Linked DNA regions of Homo sapiens: all the other regions are linked to region 1. A link is a contact called in ENCODE Hi-C or POLR2A ChIA-PET data. All regions are on one chromosome and are shown on one strand. Each heading gives the region's core, a stretch centred on a gene start or an enhancer-like site at or near the end of the contact. The rest is flanking DNA. Distances are from core to core; before and after follow the strand shown. Region 1 overlaps FMNL2 (formin like 2). Region 2 overlaps PRPF40A (pre-mRNA processing factor 40A). Region 3 overlaps FMNL2 (formin like 2).

Evidence for each region. A loop is a pair of places that touch in the nucleus more often than their neighbours do. ChIA-PET counts read pairs that join two places held with the same protein, here RNA polymerase II (POLR2A). Pooled maps may share reads with other maps.
Region 2: a loop to region 1 is called in a pooled map, with 2.6 times the contacts of the local background. The contact joins two enhancer-like sites. A Hi-C loop is called at or near these places in 2 of 50 pooled maps. POLR2A ChIA-PET finds 5 or more read pairs at or near these places in 2 of 52 experiments (CD4-positive, alpha-beta T cell and activated naive CD4-positive, alpha-beta T cell).
Region 3: a loop to region 1 is called in a pooled map, with 2.7 times the contacts of the local background. The contact joins two enhancer-like sites. A Hi-C loop is called at or near these places in 2 of 50 pooled maps. POLR2A ChIA-PET finds 5 or more read pairs at or near these places in 6 of 52 experiments (H1, MCF 10A, OCI-LY7 and 3 more).

The regions. Positions count from the first base shown.
Region 1 is chr2:152,593,224-152,595,923 of GRCh38, reverse strand. The region is part of intron 9 of FMNL2 (formin like 2); the gene reads right to left. Among named protein-coding and RNA genes, the nearest start is that of PRPF40A, 120 kb to the left of the region's middle. Within about 2 kb of position 1,404, at least 8 of the 41 ENCODE cell types and tissues checked have a DNase peak (open chromatin) inside an H3K27ac peak, as active enhancers do.
Region 2 is chr2:152,692,922-152,695,685 of GRCh38, reverse strand. It overlaps PRPF40A (pre-mRNA processing factor 40A), which reads left to right. Exons shown (of 26, transcript NM_001365597.4): 3 at 1,064-1,144; 4 at 2,618-2,648. Among named protein-coding and RNA genes, the nearest start is that of PRPF40A, 23 kb to the left of the region's middle. RefSeq lists an enhancer at 1,278-1,327. Within about 2 kb of position 1,450, at least 5 of the 41 ENCODE cell types and tissues checked have a DNase peak (open chromatin) inside an H3K27ac peak, as active enhancers do.
Region 3 is chr2:152,465,707-152,468,480 of GRCh38, reverse strand. The region is part of intron 1 of FMNL2 (formin like 2); the gene reads right to left. Among named protein-coding and RNA genes, the nearest start is that of FMNL2, 130 kb to the right of the region's middle. Within about 2 kb of position 1,365, at least 15 of the 41 ENCODE cell types and tissues checked have a DNase peak (open chromatin) inside an H3K27ac peak, as active enhancers do.

The DNA of each region.
Region 1 (2,700 bases), core at 155-2,654:
AATCCCTGGTACTTATCAGGTTGGATGGAAACAGCCCCTAACTGTTCTCTGATTATCTCTGGGATGTACCCACTCTGTCACATTAGACTCATTATAAGGCTAGAAGATGTTCTTTTCCCAAAGCCAGGTGAATGTTAGATTTCAAGCAAGAATATGGGAAAGGGACAGAAAGAGATCTCCTCCGCATGGGAAAAAAAATATATAGAACACACATTCCTCAAAGTTCAGAAATTCATACTGAATGAATCCACCCAAGTAAACAAATTTGTCTGGGACGCCTGACACCATAATATCAAACAATCATGGGCCGGGCATGGTGGCTCATGCCTGTAATCTTAGCACTTTGGGAGGCCAAGGCAGGCAGATCACTTGAGGTCAGGAGTTCGAGACCAGCCTGGCCAACATGGCAAAACCCCGTCTCTACTAAAAATACAAAAATTAGCTGGGCGTGGTGGCGTGTCTGTAGTCCCAACTACTCAGGAGCCTGAGGCATGAGAACTGCCTGAACTCGGGAGGTGGAGGTTGCAGTGAGCCGAGATTGCGCCACTGCACTCCAGCCTAGGTGACAAGAGCAAGACTCTGCCTCAAAAGCAACAACAATCAAATCAATCAATCAATCATGAACAAATACACAAGGAACAAAAAGATCATTATCTTTTACCAATGTGCTAAACATGTTCTTGACACGTTCCACATAGAAAGCACCATTTACTAATTTTACATCTATTCCTGGAAAATAGTTGAAAATGAAATGAAAAATTCAGTGTTGTTCTTGGTGGTGAACCAGTAAATCTGGGATATCACATGTGTTGCTAGTACAGTTATTGGCAGGGAAGGAGCCCTTATTTTCCACTGCCAAAACCAAACTGCCAAAACAACACAGAGCCTAAAGCTCATGTTACCATGACTGGCCATTTCCACTCCCCTGTGACGCAGAGTTTGCGGGGAACATCTTGTCAGAGAGCTCAACTGCAAGATGAAGGGTGACTGACAGTGACTGTTGGACCATAAGTAGGAACCACTGGGCTATTTTCTTCTAGTGAGTGTGTTTCAGTCAATTGTGAATGAAAACCGAGTCTGACTATATATTCTTGGCAGACTGATACATAGAATTAAAGAGCTGGGCAGTAGCCACATATACCACTGTGTTGAAAGGAATAAAGAATGGCTGTTGAGCTGCAGTGGGCAGAACAGTTTGGGGTAGGACAGGGGAGCTGGGAAACTAAAAGCTTAAATCAAGACTCAAAAGCTCCATCTTTCAAAAGCTACACAAGCCAGGGATGCTTCTTCCACAGACAAGTCCTCAACAGTACCTCGTGCGGTGGTACTAACAGCATGGCCAGCACAGCCAGCTCACTCTCAGTCTAGGGAAACAGCGACGTCCTTAGACACATGGCAGATTTTTGAAATGAAACTTGAGCCAAGGGATTGACGCAGCCACCTTCCAAGTAGTCATAAAAGGGAACTTAGGCCGGAAGTCACAATACTGTCTGCAGTCATAGTGATCTCTTTTAGGATTGTTGCTCTCCTGCCAACTGGCCTCAAACATGTCAGTTTTTGTTCTTGTTTGAAAAATGAAAGCACCTATCATTTTATTATCTAGGTACCTTGTTTTCATATCTGCAGTCAAAGAAGCACTTAATCTTTCTTAGAGGGAACTATTTGAATAGGTACACACAATACATGTTACATACATAGGCATGTGTACACAAAGTTTTATATAGAATCATAAAATTGTAGACTTGGAAGATATATAAAAACCACTTGACTAACTTCTCACCTAAAGCAAAAACTTACATCACAATATACCAGACCCACCAGGAATCCTCTCATCCTCTTGACCACCTTCCCCTTTGTACTGTGCTGGTCTCTTCTGAGCATCCTTCTAGCCCATTCTAACCTTGTCTCTTCACTCTTTTCCTTCTGGACTGGGGTCCCTGTGGGGGAGTTTTCCTCCTTAGTTACTTAGTTACAATCCCCATTTGGCTCTCTCTCGCTCTCTCTCTCTCTCTCTCTCTCTCACACACACACACACACACACACACACACACACACACACACACTCTCTCTCTCTCTCTCTCTCTCCCTAGTCACCTCTGTTTAAACTTGTTCTCTCATTCATTACCTTCATTGCACAGCTAAGAATCTGACCTCGGGCATTACACCCCCACTAAAAAAATAAATTAAAAAAAAAGTTTTATTTTCTTTGCCTGAAAAAAGAAATCCCCAGATTGTATTTGTTGACTATAGTTGGGCTACTTTCCTCTTCATTAAGTGTATATTATTTGAACAGATTCTTATTCTCCTCGTGTCCATTCTCATATTCGGTGGATCACCCTATCTCTTATTGCCTTTTCTTTCATTTTTTGGCTTCATATTCATTGCCATGGCCACAAACTGGGTCCAAGGCTGAGTCATTTGACAACTGAACCACCTGTCTTCCAGACTCCAGCATCTCTCCCCTCTACTGTATTTTCTGCAGAGCTACACAATACTCCTAAAGTTTTATCCAAATTACATAAAAGGCTTTTTGCAGATTTCCACAGAATCAAATGCAATATATATATATAGCATTTTCTAAACTGTAAAGTATTATGTAACTGTGAATTTCTTCCCTTTCTCTTTTTTCCCTTCTATTTGTATCTATCTTCTAGTTGAGGTGTTTGTTTGTTTGTTTGTTTGTTTTAATCACAGGTTTCC
Region 2 (2,764 bases), core at 201-2,700, 100 kb before region 1:
TTTTTGTCAAAAAGTTCTTGTTTAATGATGTTTAGACAGTTTATTGGTTGTTTTTAACCCATTAACTCAATGCTACTTTATTTTAATAGGTACTTTAGCCTCGTTTAGCTTCATGGGTTACTTTCACAAGGAATACAATTCAGTGTATGAATGTTCTTACATACCTTTAAAAGGCTTCAATCTATATGTTCCTGCTGGCCATATGCTTATTCTTTTCTGTTGTTTCTATTTCTCAAAATGTTCATTTACTTTGAAATTGTTTAATAACTGGTTACCTTGTTCCAATACCTGTGATTATTGTATGTAATTTTTGTCCCCTTCTGAATTTCCTTAGATCTTTTTAATGGTCATTAAAATCAAAATTGGAACGTGGGATTATACTAATATAGATGAACATTGGGTCAAATTCTTGAGAAACTTGTGTTAATTTTCAGGATTTATATTCAAACTTAGTAGAATTAATTCATAGATTTGAATGGTAGTTATTGGTAAACTAGATTGAGCTCCCAAACTAATACCTTCAGATATTTATGTATGTGCCTTAAGTTTTCTGTACATGAGAGGGGATAAATGACGTGTGACTTAAAAAGGGTTTTTTTAGATTATTTTTTAAGTCATTGTTTGGATATTAAGCACCTTTGATCTAGGATTTTGAAATGTGCCACATTGTAAAATTTATTCAGTGCATATATTAAAAATCAAAGGTGAAAAATACAGAAAAAATTTTATCTTAAATTCTCTTGCTCCAAAGAAGTGAGAAAAATATGAATGTTGTGTTATAACTAAAAGGAGATTAATGTTTTTTTAAATTCAGGCTAGAAATAACATAATAGTCCAAACTTTTAAATTTACTTGTTAAAATAATTTTGACCATATATATAAACTGTGACATAAGTATTAAAATAGATTATCGATAAAGTACTTCATTCATTCAACAAGCACTTACTAAGCATACTATTCACATGGTGTAGTGTTTAGTGGTTTTAAATCTTAAGTTATGGGATTCTTAAAGTCATATTAAGTGCTTTGGTCTTATGGTAACCTTTTTTTACTTTTATTTTAGATGCCTGGAATGATGTCGTCAGTAATGCCTGGAATGATGATGTCTCATATGTCTCAGGCTTCCATGCAGCCTGCCTTACCGGTAATCATGTGAAAATAACTATTTTCTGTGAAGTAATGTTTTGATTGATTGCTTTTATATATATGGAATAATATCTATGTATTTTATAGGCAATCATGTTAGCTGTTGAAGTGCCTCTGTAGTACTGTAATAAAATACAAGAATTACCGTGGACTTTCAGTTTCAGTTTCTTTTCTTTTCTTTGTTTTTTTGAGACAGAGTCTTGCTCTGTCACCCAGTCTGGAATGCAGTGAGTGTCATGATAACAGCTCACTACAGCCTCAACCTCGTGGGCTCAAGTAATCCTCCGACCTCAGCCTTCTGAGTAGCTGAGACCACAGGCACGTGCCACCACGCCGAGCTAATTTTTAAATTTTTTTTGTAGAGATGAGGTCTCCCTGTGTTGCCTAAGCTGGTGTCAAACTCCTGAGCTCAAATGATCCTCCTGCCTCGGCCTCCCACAGGGATGACAGGCATGAGCCACTGTGCTTGTCCTGGATTTAGTTTCTATAACTACAATGATAGACGTTTACATTTTTTCCTATATTGATATTATATGTACATCCTTAATTACTAGGTTAATTCTGTATTAAGACCAGAATACTGAAAAGTATACATTGTGAGCCAGAAGCATTTTATTGGTCTGATAACATTTAAGTTTTAAAGGGTAAACATTTACTTCACTGAACGCTAATTAAAAATTGGTATAATGTGATTTAATACTAGATTTAGGAATCAATATTTAATTGGAAATCCACGTTCTGAGACTTCAGCTGTGGCAAATTAATTAGAAAATCTATTGAACAGCCTTACCACCTCTGTCGGGTAGTATAGCAATATAAATTACTATGAAATTCAAGTTAGTTTAACTTCTTTATTCTTTATGTGGTTGTGGTTGTAATAAACAGATGTGGCATACTCCTTGGGGTGGTAAGTTTGCAGTGTCTTTCCCAAAACCCTAAGACCAGATATATTTCAAAAATTCTTTATAATACTGGAAAGTAACACATTGCATATAATATGTAAACATTTCCTGTGGGGTCCAGGGCAATGCTGTCTAACTTAATAATGTTAATATTTTTGCAGCTAAACTAAACGGATATTCACTCTGAAGTGGGATAAATGAAGATGTGGAGTTTCATGTTCATGTAGGGCAGGTTTTGCCACTATAGTGAGTTTTGGTACCATACTTGAAAAAAGTTGGCTTTCAGAGGGTTTTGGTTTCCAGAATTGTGGGTAAAGGATTGAGGACCTTGTGTACACTTGGTGACCATATAACATTTAAACTACTCCCGTAGTCTCGGTTGCTGATCTCTTTTACAATTTATAGCAAGCTCGGGGAACTGAGACCACTAAAAGTTTTGCTAAGAATATGAGTCAGAGGCTTGAGGATTATACATAGCAGGTACTGATTTCACTGTGCTTTATGAGGAACTTATATAAAATACACTTTTAAAAAGATGAATAATACTAATTTCATTTTTCTTCTTACAGCCAGGAGTAAATAGTATGGATGTAGCAGCAGGTACGTATACTCTGTATGGTGGTATGTGTTAGACCTCATTTGGACAGTAGCAGCCCTATTATGAGGAGTAAAAGCAGGATCTCTTGGACTTTATATAACCTCCTTTTTCTTTTTTC
Region 3 (2,774 bases), core at 116-2,615, 130 kb after region 1:
TAAAATATACAAATGAAAAAAAAACAGGTTCACATACCCAAGTTGTTCCAAATACAGAAAAAGTTTTCCAGTAACTGAAGTGTTTTTAAATGTAAATTAATTGAACTGAAATAAACTTAAACTGTTTGCTCCTAGGTTACACTAGCCACATTTCAAGTGCTCCACAACCTCAAAGGCTGGTGGTTCCTGTATCGGACGGCACAGCCCTAGATCTATACACACTCACTTTTGAGGAAACAAGAGAGAAATCTCATTATGTATCAGGGGAATTAGTTTCTTAATCAAAGGCCTCAAGGGCTGTAATAAAGTCAGAATTCTTCAGAATCCCTCAAATAAAGGTATCAGTGCTACACTGAAGCCATGACTACTCTATGCTTTGTCATTCAGGGGCTAAACCAATTCCTGGTTCAATCATTTGCCTTAGCAACTTAGGAGCAGTGATTTAGAAATGGGTAAGAGCCTGAGCTCTGGAGGCCAACTGCCCAGCTTGAAAATCCAGATCTTCTGATCACTTGCAAGTAGCTTAACAACTCCATGCTTCAGGTCCTCCTAAAATGGGGTGATGATGACAACAGTACCTACCTAACCAAGTTATTTTGACAATTAAATGAGCTAAAACACACATAGCTTAGCACAGTGCCTGGCAGATTAAGAACTCAATAAACAAATGTTGTTGCTTGCATCAACAGTTGACCAGGCCTGCTCTCGGAAGAAAGAAGCACTCCATGGCAAAACCTATTGTGTGCACACATGCATATGCTGTGTACATACTGATAAAGTCCACAGCGAGCTCACTATGAAGATGGCAATCAGAATTAACCCTATATCATTTACATCCTCCACAAACAAAATAATACAAGCACAGACAGTTCCTTAAACAGCATATACTATCCAAACGAGTGCACGGCATCAAAAGATGCAGCGTAACTACACAGGATGAGCTGCTGGTAAAGTCAGCAGCATTCACAGGGGAAAAGCTCTGTCAGCCTTCGATTTGTAGGAAACAGGGGCCGAGGGAAGAAGCAGGAGGCAGGAGAGTGGGGTGAAGTACCCGTTAACAAACGGGACAAGCAAGATTCCTAGTGTAAGCACATACGGTATTTATTAAGTTTGAGGAGTCTGGTTACATCTATTTTGAGATTTGTGTGTTTCATTTCAGTTTGCCAAAGGAATGACAATCCAACAAGAATTACTGAACAGGTTCAGCACGTAGAGGAATATGTTGGCACTTCCAAGAAAAAAGAATAAGGTGCTGGGGTAGATGGTAAACAAGCAAGATCCAGCTCTTGTCAGAAAAAAAAGAGCCAAATGACCAGCAAGAAAGGAGAAGTGAGATTCTGCCCAGGAAACGGGGCTTACTCAAGAGTTAAGGTAAGGCAGTGTCAGAAACACAGTGAAGCAAGCCAAGAACACTAAGGCTTGCCTCATTGTAGGAGTAGCTGTACCTCACTCAGCCCTCTGGCTATAAGTGAAGCTTCCCAGACTGGAGGAGGCAGGAAGAAGGAAGAATATTTCACAGCCTCAAATCTTCAGGGACAAAATCGGTGCAGGCTTATTAGGAAGAGAAGCGGCAAGCCTTAGAACACCAACCAAAAATCCATAGAAAGACATGATTTTATTGCTGGCATCCCACTCACAGCACTTCACGGGGACTGCAGAGGCTGCCATGTTTCTTTGGATCTAGTTGAGAGAGGAAGACAACTCACTTGATAAAGTACAAGGAGAGCTAAGTTCAGAAATGCCATATTTAAAGGGCAGTATATGCCACCGTCTTCTCCCCCTGCTCCTTAATACTAAGGAAAGCCTGAGGGATCTTATGAAGGAAGACAAAGGAAGTCCAGTGTTAATAGGATGGTCTTTTGCCATTTTTGTTTCATGAGATGACTTCAGCTCAACTCTCCTTCAAACCCAATTACTAGCCAGGCTCTGATTTTGACTACTCAAATCCAAAGTGGCCCACATTATATCCACCAACAATTAGATATACTACAATGATGACTGGGGATAAGGGGGCTATAAGTGGTTAAGGAGGAAGAAGAGAATTCCAGATACTTCTTTGAAGTTAGCTCAGTTTAAGAAAACTTTAAAGAGAAACAAATAAAGACAGAAAAGAAAGAAATTTTACTAGTAGTGGAAAACATTTTCTTCAAAGATAAGGTGGTTTACAAAACGCCAATGAGTCACCCAGAGGCCAGTGCAGCCCAGACCCATCAGGGGCATGTCCTCCCCCGCAGCGGGCAGGAGGGCACACGTGGTGTCCGGATGGAGGCGCCAAGTGACAGGGTTCAGACAGTCCTCACACTATAAAGTGCTGCATGGTTTACCACACCTGCTATATGCTCTCTTGAGTCTCCTAACCAGTCTCCTTATTTGCCTGTTAGGAAACCATGGCTCAGAAAGATCAAGATCATCTTATTAGTTAAGGTAAAATCAAGATTAGACCTCAAATTTCCCAAATCCTAGTCCAGTGCTTCTTCCCACAACATTAAGTTGCTTCCTGAAAATAACCAACCATAATTCTCCACTTAGCAACCTTTCTAGCAACTTTCTGGTCCTGGTCATAAACTCTCACCTCCACCATAAACTGATGCTTTTATCAGGGATATTCTATCACATCTCCATGTTCCCAAAACAGAAAGGAAGTTTTAGGGAACCCCTTTCCTTTGCTCTAGGCGCAAGCCCACAGGTGCCCTCGAGGCAAAGTGCTAAGATAAGTGTGTTGACATCATTTTCCCATGGAAGAAACCTGATCTCTCCAAAGAAAAGCCGAGTAC